3 separate regions of the Homo sapiens genome follow, and regions 1 and 2 are each linked to region 3. The links are chromatin contacts, found by Hi-C or POLR2A ChIA-PET in ENCODE. All regions are on one chromosome and are shown on one strand. The core of a region is the stretch at or near the end of the contact, and the rest is flanking DNA. Distances in the headings are between cores, read along the strand shown. Region 1 overlaps TCF4 (transcription factor 4). Region 2 overlaps TCF4 (transcription factor 4). Region 3 overlaps LINC03069 (long intergenic non-protein coding RNA 3069).

Region 1 (3,977 bases), core at 1,412-3,911, 570 kb before region 3:
GTATACATTGCATGTGTTTAAAAATTTTTCAAAATAAAAAGTTAAAAAAATAATTAAAAGGCAAGAAAAAATACAGTAGCATCATAAGATCAACCTTGAAAGAAATACTGGTACTTCTGAATGAATAGCTAGTAAGATTTCAATAGGCAAAGTAAGTGCTTAAGGGTAGCAGGCAGGATACTGAGCAAATAACACTGAAGAAAGGCAATGACCTTCAGGATCAGGCCAGTGAATAACTGGTAACAAACTCATGGTATCTTACTGCTCCTTCTAGTATTAGATGAAATCCCCTGATAGAAGATAAAGGGGCACCATCTTTTGGATTTCTGTCAGGGTGTAATTCTCCTAATAAGTGGGCATTTCACCTATGCAAATCTTCACCTGGCATGAAGACGATAAAACAGCGTCACTGACTAGTGCTGACTTCAGGTCCCACCCTTGGTCACTGAAGGAAAACTATTCCTTTTACTGGACAGTGATTTCTGCATAATTCCCATGGGTTCTTTATTCTCACTGGACAAAACCTCTCTGAGATCTAGGCATGATGAAGAGTGGAAAACAAAGAGCTCATTTTTAAAACCCTCTACTCATGTCTTATCATTCCTAGCCCTCAGCTTTTTTTTTTTTTTTTACATCAATAGCCCATCTCCATATAAATGTCTAATTTTGCAACACTTTAGGTGCCACAATGACTGTGTGAATGAGTCAGAATATGCATTACCAAATAGTGAAAGAGTGTAGTTTTCCTAACCAATATCTATTTTTGAAAAAAAAATTTTAAAAGCACATTGCTTCTTATAATTTTTCCATAAATATCTAACTACTCTCAAAGCTACCATTTAGACTACAAATGCATCCTTCAGTTTGTTAAAGAAAATTTCCATCACTTGCAACTATAAATTTGGAAAACGCAATAACCTTTAATGGCATACAGGATATGATTTTGCTTTCTCATATTTAAAAAAAAGCTGCTTATTCCTGAAGTAATTTTTCAGAACATATATAATTTGTTTTATAATTTTAAAGCTGATCCCCAATGTTTGATAATTCTCTATCTCTTCTTTCTCTGTGTTACAATCCCAAAATCTTTTAGTTCTCTTTGAAAATACATATGCATTAAAGTTTGAGGCCAGACAGCCAGCATATACTGGTAGTCTCTGTTAAGGCTAATTGAGTTATCATAAACATGCAAATCCCTTTGTATAGAGAAGCCTGGCTTTTCTTTGCCATCTAAGATGAAACTATAATCTATAAAGATAAGCAAAATCTATGTTCTTGATTTGCTTTGCATGTAAATTCTTTCACATAGATAAGCTCTTGACATGTATTCCTCTTCTGAAAGATCAAAGATCATTCTTCAAAAGCCAGGTTTCTCTCCTATCTTCCATCTCTTCTCAGATTTCTACTGTATCTTTTCCCCATGGCTAATGTTCTCTGAAGAGAACCAAATTAATGAACACTGACATTCTTCATACCTATTTTAATGGCATCCTGTGGTGACAATGCAATAACAGGACTATTGTGGCATCGAGCAACATGGTCTCCAAGTTTACTTCCTGACAGTGACTCAATCACTGAGCATGTGTTTGAAATATTATGCATTCATGCATGCACATGCACATCCATGAGCATACACACACATCTATCCATGCACACACACACACACACACACACACACACACACACACACACCCCAATCATACCTACCACCATGCTGGTCAGTACCCACAGCCAAGGAAAAGTAAAGGCCTAAAAACTAATCTAGAAGATGTAAACGTGGTAACAGTTAATTCAAATAAATCATTAAATATAAAAATTTAAAGAAATACACAGCTGCTGATTATCTCAATTCTTAAACTTTGTTCTTACAGGTTCATCACAATTAAAGCCTCTTCCAAGGTGAACTCTGCTCAGGGCAGCCGCAGCATTTGATTTTTTTTGGACAGAAGCTTTTGGTAAGTAAAAAGCAACCAATAAACTGAGGAAAAACATATGATTTAATAAAAGGAGCACACGTAAAAATATATGGATGCACAAAGCAATTGATGTATATTATTTACTCTTTTTTTACAATATTTATAGAATAGTACAATTTTTATATAATGCATACATCATCTGATTATGAATAATACATGTGTAATATATGGTTTATTACTATTAAAATTATTACCATATAATGGTAATTGAATTTGTGCCAGGCATAATGCTAAGCAATTAATAAACATGCTCATTTGATCCTGCCCCACTCTATAAAGACCTATAATATTACTTTCTTAAGGATGAAAATAACTTCAGCAAGATTAGGAAATTTGCCTAATTTCAGAGGAAAACACATAAACGTAAAGCCATAAGACAGTTACCTGTTCTTGTTCAGCCCTGTATCCCAACACTTAATGTAAAGATGGAGAAACAAAGTTAAAAGACCTAAGAAAGTCAGGCAAGTAGATGAGAGAGAAAAAAGTCAGAGAATCCAAGGTAGGAAAACAACCCAGAGTATAAAACTCACGGAAAAAAATGGCCTCACCAAGTTAAGTATGGTCACACTCATTTGTTCATTCATCAGGCATGTACTGAGTGTTGACTATGTTCTGGTCACTGAACTACGTGCAGACACATGGCTGGGGTGCAAGTTCTGAAGACATGATCCTGACCACTCCAAAAACTACAGTTCCGTCAGGAAGACTAAGCATCTCAGCAGCTGTGATTGCTGGCATATGCCCCAGCATACAAGAGGACAAGCTGGAGGGACAATCAGATCAGTCTTCTGTGTTAAGAAAAACTCCCATGAAGAGGTAGACATGAGCTGAGTTTTGAAAGAGAGTAGGAGGTATAGAAGAAGGCTGTGTTCCAAAGTCCAACGCTTCAAAGAGGTAAAGCAGTAGAAAGGTCAAAGCCAATCACACATGCTACTGATGACGTTTTGAGGTGGAATCTTCAGAGAGTGTTGTGGAAAGAAGCCAGATCATGGCACATTATATACAGAATGTCGTGTGAGAAAACTTGGCTTGAAAAGGACAGAACAAAATGAAGAGAAAAGTTAGTCTCAAAATTTGGAGGGGGGTGGGCGTATTTAAATTCATCTTTAAATTTAAAAATCCATCTTTAATTTTAAGATAGGAGAAATGAGCATATTAAAATGCTGAAGAGTCAGGAGAGAAGAGGAGGTTGGTGATTCCGGAGAAAGACTCCTGGTGAACATGCCCTTAGATGTAAGAGGATGAAGGTAACAGCTATTGAGACTAGCAAATATAGACTTGATTAAAAAGTCAGATTGGGTTTAAAAGAAGTTTCCAGAAAATGGTGGTGGTGGTGTGTATGTGATAAAAGACAAATTCCAAAGGTGTGTGTAACAGCGATCATTCAGTGATGACTTACGGAGACAGGGCTGTAGATGGAAAAGATGACTGGACGTGAGTTTGGAAGTCTTGTTTGTTTATTTTCTAACTGTTACCTTGAACAAGTCATTTAACCTCAACCTCAGTATCCCTGACTCTTAAACAGGGATGACAGTTCACTTAACTTTTTCTATGACATATCTGAAAGCACAGAAATTGGTTCATGGAAAATGCTCACTAAATCTTAGTTTGGTCTTATCTAAATCTAAAATAATATACTGTCTGGTTTTTTGGGTTTTTTTTTAAAGGTTTATAAGCAAAATGAAGGGAAAGCTACAGCTTCCCATTAGGTGAACCCAACCAGAAGACTGAGAGAACGAGAGAAAGGCAGTCTGATTATGCAACTGTAGAAGGTTAGCCTCTTGAGACACAGAGCAGGATGGAGAGTGATCCGGAGGCCTGGATGGAGAAAAACTAAGTAGGAAACACGATGGTGAGCATTAGAAGAGGAAATGACTGTAATCTTCAAGAGTGTGGTCAGGGAAGGCTTTCTGATATGACATTTGAGTGAAGAGAGAGATGAAGGACCCAACTATGGAGAACCTGAGTCAAGTGTTCCTAACAGAAAGGATAACAAATGTG
Region 2 (4,248 bases), core at 717-3,216, 740 kb before region 3:
ACCCTCCTAAATAGAGAGTATGTCTGTGTATACATTTTTTTTTACTACTATATGAAGTATCTGAAATATTTCAATTTTTTTCAGCATTGGTAAAAGAAAGGCAAAAGCCCATCAGCTACTAACCATGTGCACGTGGGTCATTTTATGATCTTTAACTAGAAAATACAAAATGATCATATAATTATCTATTGTATGTTAAAATAAATGGCAAATGAGGTTTGTCCATATACTAGGAGAGAAATAAATAAAAGGCAATCGAGTAATTTCAGAGTATTATCAAACAATTTTGCTTTCTTTAGGGGGCAAGAAAAAGAAAGAAGCTACCATTTGAAGGCCAGCAATGAAAGGGTTAACAGACATATGCTGTATAATTAGGAGATGCATTAATGATTATGAATAGTAAATGATTTGGTGCAAAGAAAAAAATTTTAGTCAAAGGGACATGTACCTATCTTACATGTTTATTAGTAACTGTATATAACTAGAAAATTCTGCTATTAAGAATCTTGCATTATTGGTGTAAATACTTCCAAGGGTACATCAAATTGTAATCTTTCATACGACATCCATCAAACCAGGCTGGAGATTTTGACAAACATTAAACACAGTAAGGAGGCAATTATGTATGCATGATTTAATCTGCAACTAATTAATATGCAAATTTATTCATATGTTAGTTACTAAATTAAAAATGCAAAGAAGCCCTTATGGTGATTCTCGAAATTTTGCACAAACAGAACATTTAAAATGTAAGAAAAATGAAGTTTTTTAGAAAACTATAACACACTTTTAGTGTCCCCAGAACCTGTTGCATTAAGAAGACTCAAAAATATGTGTTTAAATACTAGATAATAATTTAAAAGGTGTGCTAATTTTACGTGAGAATGTGGGAACAGAAAGGTTAATCAGAATTCTCTCGAACTCTTAAGAGATACACTCTAATTACCAGACAAATGGTATTCTATTTCTAAGCTTCCTTCCCTGCTTTTGGGTTGTCAGAAGTTGGTCATCTTACTGATATCTTATATAAATGGTTAGGAGTTTTGAGGGGAATAAATAGTATTTGAAAGCAACCAGATATAATGAAAATTTAGGGTAACTCTGAGACCATTTGGTGTTCACTAAACATACAATTCGCTCAAGATGGCAACTCGCTCTTTTTGCCTTTGGGGAACAGCTCTTTGCAAACAGAGAAATGGGAGGAAAATCTTGAGAGAGGCTAGAAATTCTACCAAACTCTCTTCCAAATGAATCTTCAAAGAAAATAATGTGGCTAACCAAAAAGCAACAACCTCCCAAAAAAGCAGAAGGTAATTTTATCTGAATTCAATCTGGCTATTTTAGTCCTACATTTTCCAGACAGTCCAAAATTGATTTGAATCCTGTATGTGAGATGAGGGGTGCGGAGTGGTGATAATTTAAAAATATCTTTGGGTGTCTGTATACAAGGGAGTATCCCTTCAAGTGCACTATATATTATTCTTTGGTATTATTGCCTTATGCCAGAACCTGATTCCCCTAAGACTGCCTAGTGATCAGCAGTGAGATTTTGTATGGATCACCTCTCATCTGTTTACCTTTTTCATCCGACGTCCGATGGCCATGTACATACACACAAAGCTCCTGGAGCTGGCTCTTGGAACAGCTGTACTGGCCTCAAGAAATCAACACAAGTCAACTGTATGAGGAAGCACAATAACAGCATCTACGGCTCTTCCTAGGGCACTGAACTCTCACCCATGTTAAAAAAAAAAATCACCATCAGTCTCGCTGCTGCCAAGTGACACACAAAAAGGAAGTTAACCATTGGCTGTGACTTGCATTCACAGTCTGACTCTGATTTCCCTGCTTCCCTTAGCCCATTCTGATGCCAAGCGGACTACAGCTTGCCCATTTCATTTCGACCACGGCAGCCAAAAAAAGCACTGCCCCACCGTGCGACGACAAGCAGTCTGTTTTGATATTAGTACCTCAGTATGTGATAGAAGAGAGTCAGATGTCCTCAAACTATGTGCCCTCCCCCGAGGGACTCTCTCCTGGCCCTCCTTGGCCAGAGAGATGGCAAGCGTGCCACAAATCCTTAGCTTTGAAAGCACAGGGGACGGAGAGGCACTATCCGCAGGCTCAGACAGAAATGGCCATGAGTGCCTCTTCTTCCGGGGAGAGGATTCAGGCCCTCCAATTCCACACTCTAGTCTAACTGGAAATATTAACTCAGATTCTATTCACTCCCTGCCAGCATACAAAACACAAACTGAATTACATAAGAAAAAGAGTCATTTTCTTATATAATTAAATTGTAGTAAATGCTAGTAAGTAAACATCAGGTTTCCTTCTTTTTCTTTCATGAAAGACAGAGGAATATATGGGGTTCCCGAAAATTGATTTTTTCATTGATTCTTAGGGAGGAAGATGAGAGTGAAGTATTCTCCCCCCCACAACAAATTCTGATTTATTTGCTAAATGTACGGAATCTGACTGTAACCTGGTTTAACCTCTGAATGTGCCTTGTAATGTTCTAGTTCTCTCCAGCACTAATAGATCATGCTTTTTATAATTCCAACGAGGCATCGTCAGGTGAGGACTGCAATTGCTGGGCATTTCAAAAGTCTGAGAGTACCCTGGGCATCTTTAATTTTTACAGGTGACTCAATTTTTGTTGTGACCAGAACTGAACATAAAGCTTTTAAAAGCTTAAATGTACACATTTATGCATTCATTACACAGTGTTAAATCTAATTTGTTCTTTTTACTGTCACAGGAAGCACATGTTTAAAGCAATCTGTTTCCTCATGTGAATGCTTTCCTGTCTGTTTAAAAAAAATTGCGACACACTTTACCCTGAGTAACCAAGAGGTGATCATAAATATCCCTAAATAGCATTAAACAGATATGAAAGACATTAACACTTTCAGAATGCCAAAGTAGTATTAAAAAAAAATTCTAACAGATGCTCCTAGGTCAAAAAGTGAAATGTGTGTTTCCTGAAAAAACACTCTCATCAGAATCATAAATGAACTGTGAGTGGAGAAGTGAGGTGTTGCTGAACAAACCAGGATCCTTTTGGTGAGGAACACGGCAATCCACTGCCAACGTGTACTTGCCATAAAAAGCCAAATCGAAATGGAAGTTTGATGAAAACCAATATCCTTTGTAATCCACAAGGTGGCAATGACTACAAATGAGGGGTGGCTAAATCGGATCTATCGGCTTTCCAGAGAAAAATTATCTCTGTGAACTGAAGCATCAGTCCCTGTTCAGGGTGTACACGGAAGAAGTTCAGGGCTCATCAGCCAACAGGGACTTTTCCCGAGGAATCTAACTCAGTGCCTGGTTTTTCTGCAAATTAAAATTGGCTGGGAAAAGACATTCATTGTGGAATGTGGAGACCACGCTTCCGCTCACACCTCCCCCCTCCCTACTTTCAGCAGATGTTTTTTTCTTTAAATGCAAGAAGAGTTAACTAAATCAGCCTTTATATATAAAAAAAAGTGTTTTAAGTTTCTCATAGCCGATGATCAAAAATACCTTTTCTTTTGTGAATTCAACAGGGGCACTGAGAAAAGATACATTATAATGCGTCAAAGGCTACAATCTAGCCATTCTTTGACTTTACCTTAAAACATCTGTACAAATATTCCTGCTCAGTGTAAGAAATCTACCTAAGCAGTCCTAAACAAACTGAACTCTGTTTACTTTATAAAAGAAACAGACTGCCACACAGGTCTACCTAGTCCACACATCTTCATCTTGCCAGGCAAAGCTAATATCTTAGGCCTAACCTTCAGTTTTGCGGGGGGATCTATAGCCAGCCCCACCAAGGGGCTGTGCATCACTTGGGCAGACCCGTTCCCGGCCTATTAGAGAATACCACTGACACAAAACAAAAGAAAAAGCACGTATCTCCTTATCACTTAGAGGCAAGGCTGATTTAGGCATAAACAAATTATTGGCCAAGGGAACCACAGTATAAGCAGCTCCGGGCATCACAGCCGATGTACCAGTTCAAAAGAGAGAAGATAAAGTATTTCCAACACAAACTTTGCAGACCACTAGGTCTAATGATTAAAAGGGCTGACTACGTGTCTTGGTTTGATAGAGATGGGTTTGCAGAGCCTGGGAAACACAGGGAGACCCTGTCTCTACCAAAAAAAAAGAAAAAAATTAGCCAGGTGTGGTGGTTGTGAACCTGTGTACCCAGCTACTCAGGAGCCTGAGGTGGGAGGACCGCTTGAGCCTGGGAGTTTG
Region 3 (3,688 bases), core at 104-2,603:
TAATCTAGTCCAATTGTTAGACAAAAACATTTTACAATGCAGACATTTTTGGAAGGCAATTGACCATGTATAAAAAACATCTGTATTTTTCAAGCAAGATAGTGGAGTGTTAAATTTTCTGTTGAGGTCAGCTCTCCAGCAGTGTATTTGATGATTTCATTGACATCCTGCTGCAGTTTCTTTTAAGGACTGGTAATTTGAAGTTTTTGGTTTCTCTTTTTAAATTTTCATCACTTCTGTTAGAGACAAAAATATGGGTTCCCCTTACAAGTGATTGTTTAAAAATGTGAAAGTCAAACAAACAATTAGTGTCCTACCAGATTGTCAATACTAATGGTTATGAGAATTGGAATGGTGACCCCAGGACAAGCAGTCTTTTTGGAAACATTTGCAGTGATGGCCTGGAAAATGTGAGGTTAAGAGAATATGAGAGGTAATCTTCTATGGCAGGAGAGCCTGCTTGGAATCTTCCTAAAAAAATAAGCAAAATCAAAGGCCAATCCTGTAAAATTTCCAAAACCCTTCACTGGAGTGGAATATTGCAATCATGAAGAAAGTCGCAGTAGAGAAAAAAAACAAACAAACATAAAGCATCAAATCTTATCCAACTTTTTGACAGCTAATCACAGCCATGTTAAATGTTACTGGGACTAAGAGCTTGAATGGTGTCATTAATGTTTTGGCCTATGAAATGTTGGCAGATAATTTATGTATTTCATGTGTAATGAAGCAAACCATCATACCACCCTACCTAAGGACGTTCTTCTATGAAATCACCTAAGAATTAGATGCAGACGACGCCAAGGCTTTCTGGATACTGGCAGAATCAAGTTTTTTTCTATGCAATGTCTGTCCTCCCAGTCTTGCCCCACAGTAAACACTTCAGCCTCACTTAGGTATAAGCCAGTCAGGGTTAATCCAACTATCCCAAGGAGGGCACAGTAAAAAAATGCCTCATTTGCCAACTTCTGCCCTCATTTGGTTTATTTTGAGCACTTCATTAAAAATAAAATGTATTATCACCTCTTCATTTATCTTCCCTATCCAGAAGGTTTGGCTGAAAGATTGATCTGATTCCAGATACTAAGGAAGTATCACTTTGCAGCCAATCACTCTGGGTTTTCTGGTATCCTAACCCAATGCTTTTAATAGAGATGTGTTTTCCAATGCAGACTCTCCAAATGCTATTTCCTACCAGTGTGCAGAGAGAGGCAATGCTGACAATATTTCTACTCATCTTTTAAGTTACTGGAAGGTGATTCTATAGCATATGGCTGTTAAGTTTAACAAAAGTAGGGGGAGGAGGAGAAAGGCCTGGCCATGAACATTCAGGAAGCTGGACCAGCGCCACCTGAAGGAGCCAGGAGGCCAGGAGGCCGGATGTGCACAGATCCCTGGGAGGAAAAAGAAGCCAGAACAGCTTAAATGGTCAAAGAATCAAATGTAAAGTGAGCTGCAAGGGTCAGATCTGGATGGAAGCCCAAATTCTGAGTCTCCGCATCCGTCCGGGGATAAACTTGGCTCCCAATCAGGGCTGACAATTAGGCCGTACAGTTAATATTTTTACAGCTGTTTTATTAATAACACATACAGTGCATCCAGCCAGGATTTGTTGGAGACACCTCAGGAAAACGAATGATGTAAATAACAGATGGATGTAGAATATCCCTACAAACAGGCATAAAGATATTCCCTTCTTGTTTAAAAAGAATTTAAATAGACAGATTGTAGATAAACAGGCAGACAGAAAGGGGGAGAGAGAGGATTTATGATATTTGAGGTGGTGGTTGCATGCGTTCACATGGCGAAAGACATGGACGTAAACATATACACTCTCTACATGGGAGGAGATGCTCAAAGCTTTGGCTTCTGGAAAAAAAAAATGTTTCATAGTGCAAGGGCTGAGCACCACAGCCTGGGGGCCCACAGAAGCAGGTATGCTGATGTGGCTCCTCAAATAGCTCCTCTGATACGTGGTTCAAGTCCGGAGACAACTTGCATGGCTTGTCCAGGCATGCCTGAGCCCAGCCTTGACCCCCAGGCTGTCCTGGGGCATCCTTTCCTCTTTCTCCTTGTCAATATGCCATTTGAAGACCCAGTGCACTCTTTTCAATTTTGCATCAGAACTAGGAGCAGTGGTATTTCAATCTGAAAAGAGAAATTAAAAATTCAGGATCTTCATGTCTTTTGTTTTCACTCCTACTATTTTTTTTTTTTGTACTGCTTTTTCATGTGCCTGCTGCACTGTGCTCCTACCATACTTTGCAACCAGATGGCTCAGGAACGAAGAACAAAGGCCACTAAAAAGTGGGCGGGGAGAAAAGGAGAAAGAAGCAGAGGACTGAAAGTCAAGGCGAAATCAGAGATGGGAGCAAAGCTCAATTGCTTTAATCACTGATACATTTTGGTTGAATTATGAACCTAGAACAGACACTCTTCCCAGTGATCCTGTATGTGTGCTGTGTGTGCATTGTGGTGTGTGTGCCTGTACCACACGCAGCCACATCTCCAGTCTTTTATTTCACTGGTAGGCATTAAAGCCAGAATGTATTCTTTGATGTATCTCTGTGTTCCCTGACATGTGTCAAAAGTGGCATGAGATGTCTTTTTCCAGAGAGAGAATGGTTGAGCTCAGATCTGGGCACTGAGAATGAGCCCATCTGCCTGGGAAGAAAGTGTGGTTGATTCAGAAGGGCTCAGGAGTTGTATGACCTGCCATTTCACAGTGGGTGACCTCGGTCGAGTCACATCCCTTCTCTCCTTAGTTTCCTCCTCCAGAAATATCTACCCCAAGGGATGCTGGGAGTGTTAAATAGAATAACATGTTATAAACTGGGAAGCACTGTATGAAAAGATTGTGATTATTCTGGAGTATTGCAACTTCTTGCAAAATTTTACAAGTGGCTAAGAGTTGTCTTCGATGCTTTTCTGTGACCCTCCCGACTGTATTTCATGCTTTACTTAGACCCCCAACCAAGCTTGTCTCTCCAGATCATGCTGTACACTGTGAATCTTACCCATGGTTCCCAATTGAACTTACTGTTTGTGTATCATTGGAATTTTATTCAATTATAGAATGACCTAATTGTCATTTAGGCGATTAATTATTTTGCTCGTGAACCATAGAAAGGTTTAATTTTTAATCAGGAATTTCTGCAGTCCCAAAGCCTTCAAGCAAAAGGAATGACTATCTAATGGTGAAATTTCACATAGATCAATGGGACTCAATAACTTTAGAAAGAAAATATTTGTTTTACTTCTAGTCAAGAATACACACAGAAGCCTATTCTGACTCCTGATAAAGTTAAGCCAGCATCCATGCATTAAAGGGGGTATGAGCTAAGAAAGAAGAAAGACTTCATGTGGGGTTCATGAGCGCTTCTGCTGAAACCTTACTTGTACCTTTACATCCTCCAATTGAGCTGAAATTTTCTTCTCACTGCAGTGTGCATAGCTACACTCTTCTTTTCAGCCTCAGACAGTGTGGGGATACTTGTGAAAATGACACTGCTTGATATTTTCATTTTAAATGAAGCCACGTGTACAGATTATGCCTTCTCTGATACTCGTGAGGACTCTGGAAGACACTGAGGGAAATTTGATTTACAGATGAGTAAAATGAAATGCAAAGAGATAAAACGACCCCCTTATCTCCCCGGGCTAGGCAGGCTTTTGAAATGCACAATGC

Evidence for each region. Hi-C counts contacts between places; a loop is a spot of excess contacts on that map. ChIA-PET counts read pairs that join two places held with the same protein, here RNA polymerase II (POLR2A). Pooled maps may share reads with other maps.
Region 1: a loop to region 3 is called in a pooled map of heart right ventricle, with 3 times the contacts of the local background. The contact joins two enhancer-like sites. A Hi-C loop is called at or near these places in 1 of 168 maps with a recorded cell type or tissue (endothelial cell of umbilical vein) and 3 of 50 pooled maps.
Region 2: a loop to region 3 is called in a pooled map, with 10 times the contacts of the local background. The contact joins two enhancer-like sites. A Hi-C loop is called at or near these places in 1 of 168 maps with a recorded cell type or tissue (endothelial cell of umbilical vein) and 2 of 50 pooled maps. POLR2A ChIA-PET finds 5 or more read pairs at or near these places in 1 of 52 experiments (A673).

The regions. Positions count from the first base shown.
Region 1 is chr18:55,512,755-55,516,731 of GRCh38, forward strand. All of the region lies in intron 3 of TCF4 (transcription factor 4), which reads right to left. Among named protein-coding and RNA genes, the nearest start is that of MIR4529, 36 kb to the left of the region's middle. Within about 2 kb of position 2,662, at least 3 of the 41 ENCODE cell types and tissues checked have a DNase peak (open chromatin) inside an H3K27ac peak, as active enhancers do; they include endothelial cell of umbilical vein, where a contact is called at or near this core.
Region 2 is chr18:55,336,270-55,340,517 of GRCh38, forward strand. All of the region lies in intron 8 of TCF4 (transcription factor 4), which reads right to left. Among named protein-coding and RNA genes, the nearest start is that of TCF4-AS1, 110 kb to the right of the region's middle. Within about 2 kb of position 1,967, at least 16 of the 41 ENCODE cell types and tissues checked have a DNase peak (open chromatin) inside an H3K27ac peak, as active enhancers do; they include endothelial cell of umbilical vein, where a contact is called at or near this core.
Region 3 is chr18:56,081,803-56,085,490 of GRCh38, forward strand. The region is part of intron 3 of LINC03069 (long intergenic non-protein coding RNA 3069); the gene reads right to left. All of the region lies in intron 2 of LINC01905 (long intergenic non-protein coding RNA 1905), which reads left to right. LINC01539 (long intergenic non-protein coding RNA 1539) reads right to left here. Exons shown (of 9, transcript NR_040026.1): 8 at 3,403-3,587; 9 at 1,554-2,148. Among named protein-coding and RNA genes, the nearest start is that of LINC01905, 41 kb to the left of the region's middle. Within about 2 kb of position 1,354, at least 7 of the 41 ENCODE cell types and tissues checked have a DNase peak (open chromatin) inside an H3K27ac peak, as active enhancers do; they include endothelial cell of umbilical vein, where a contact is called at or near this core.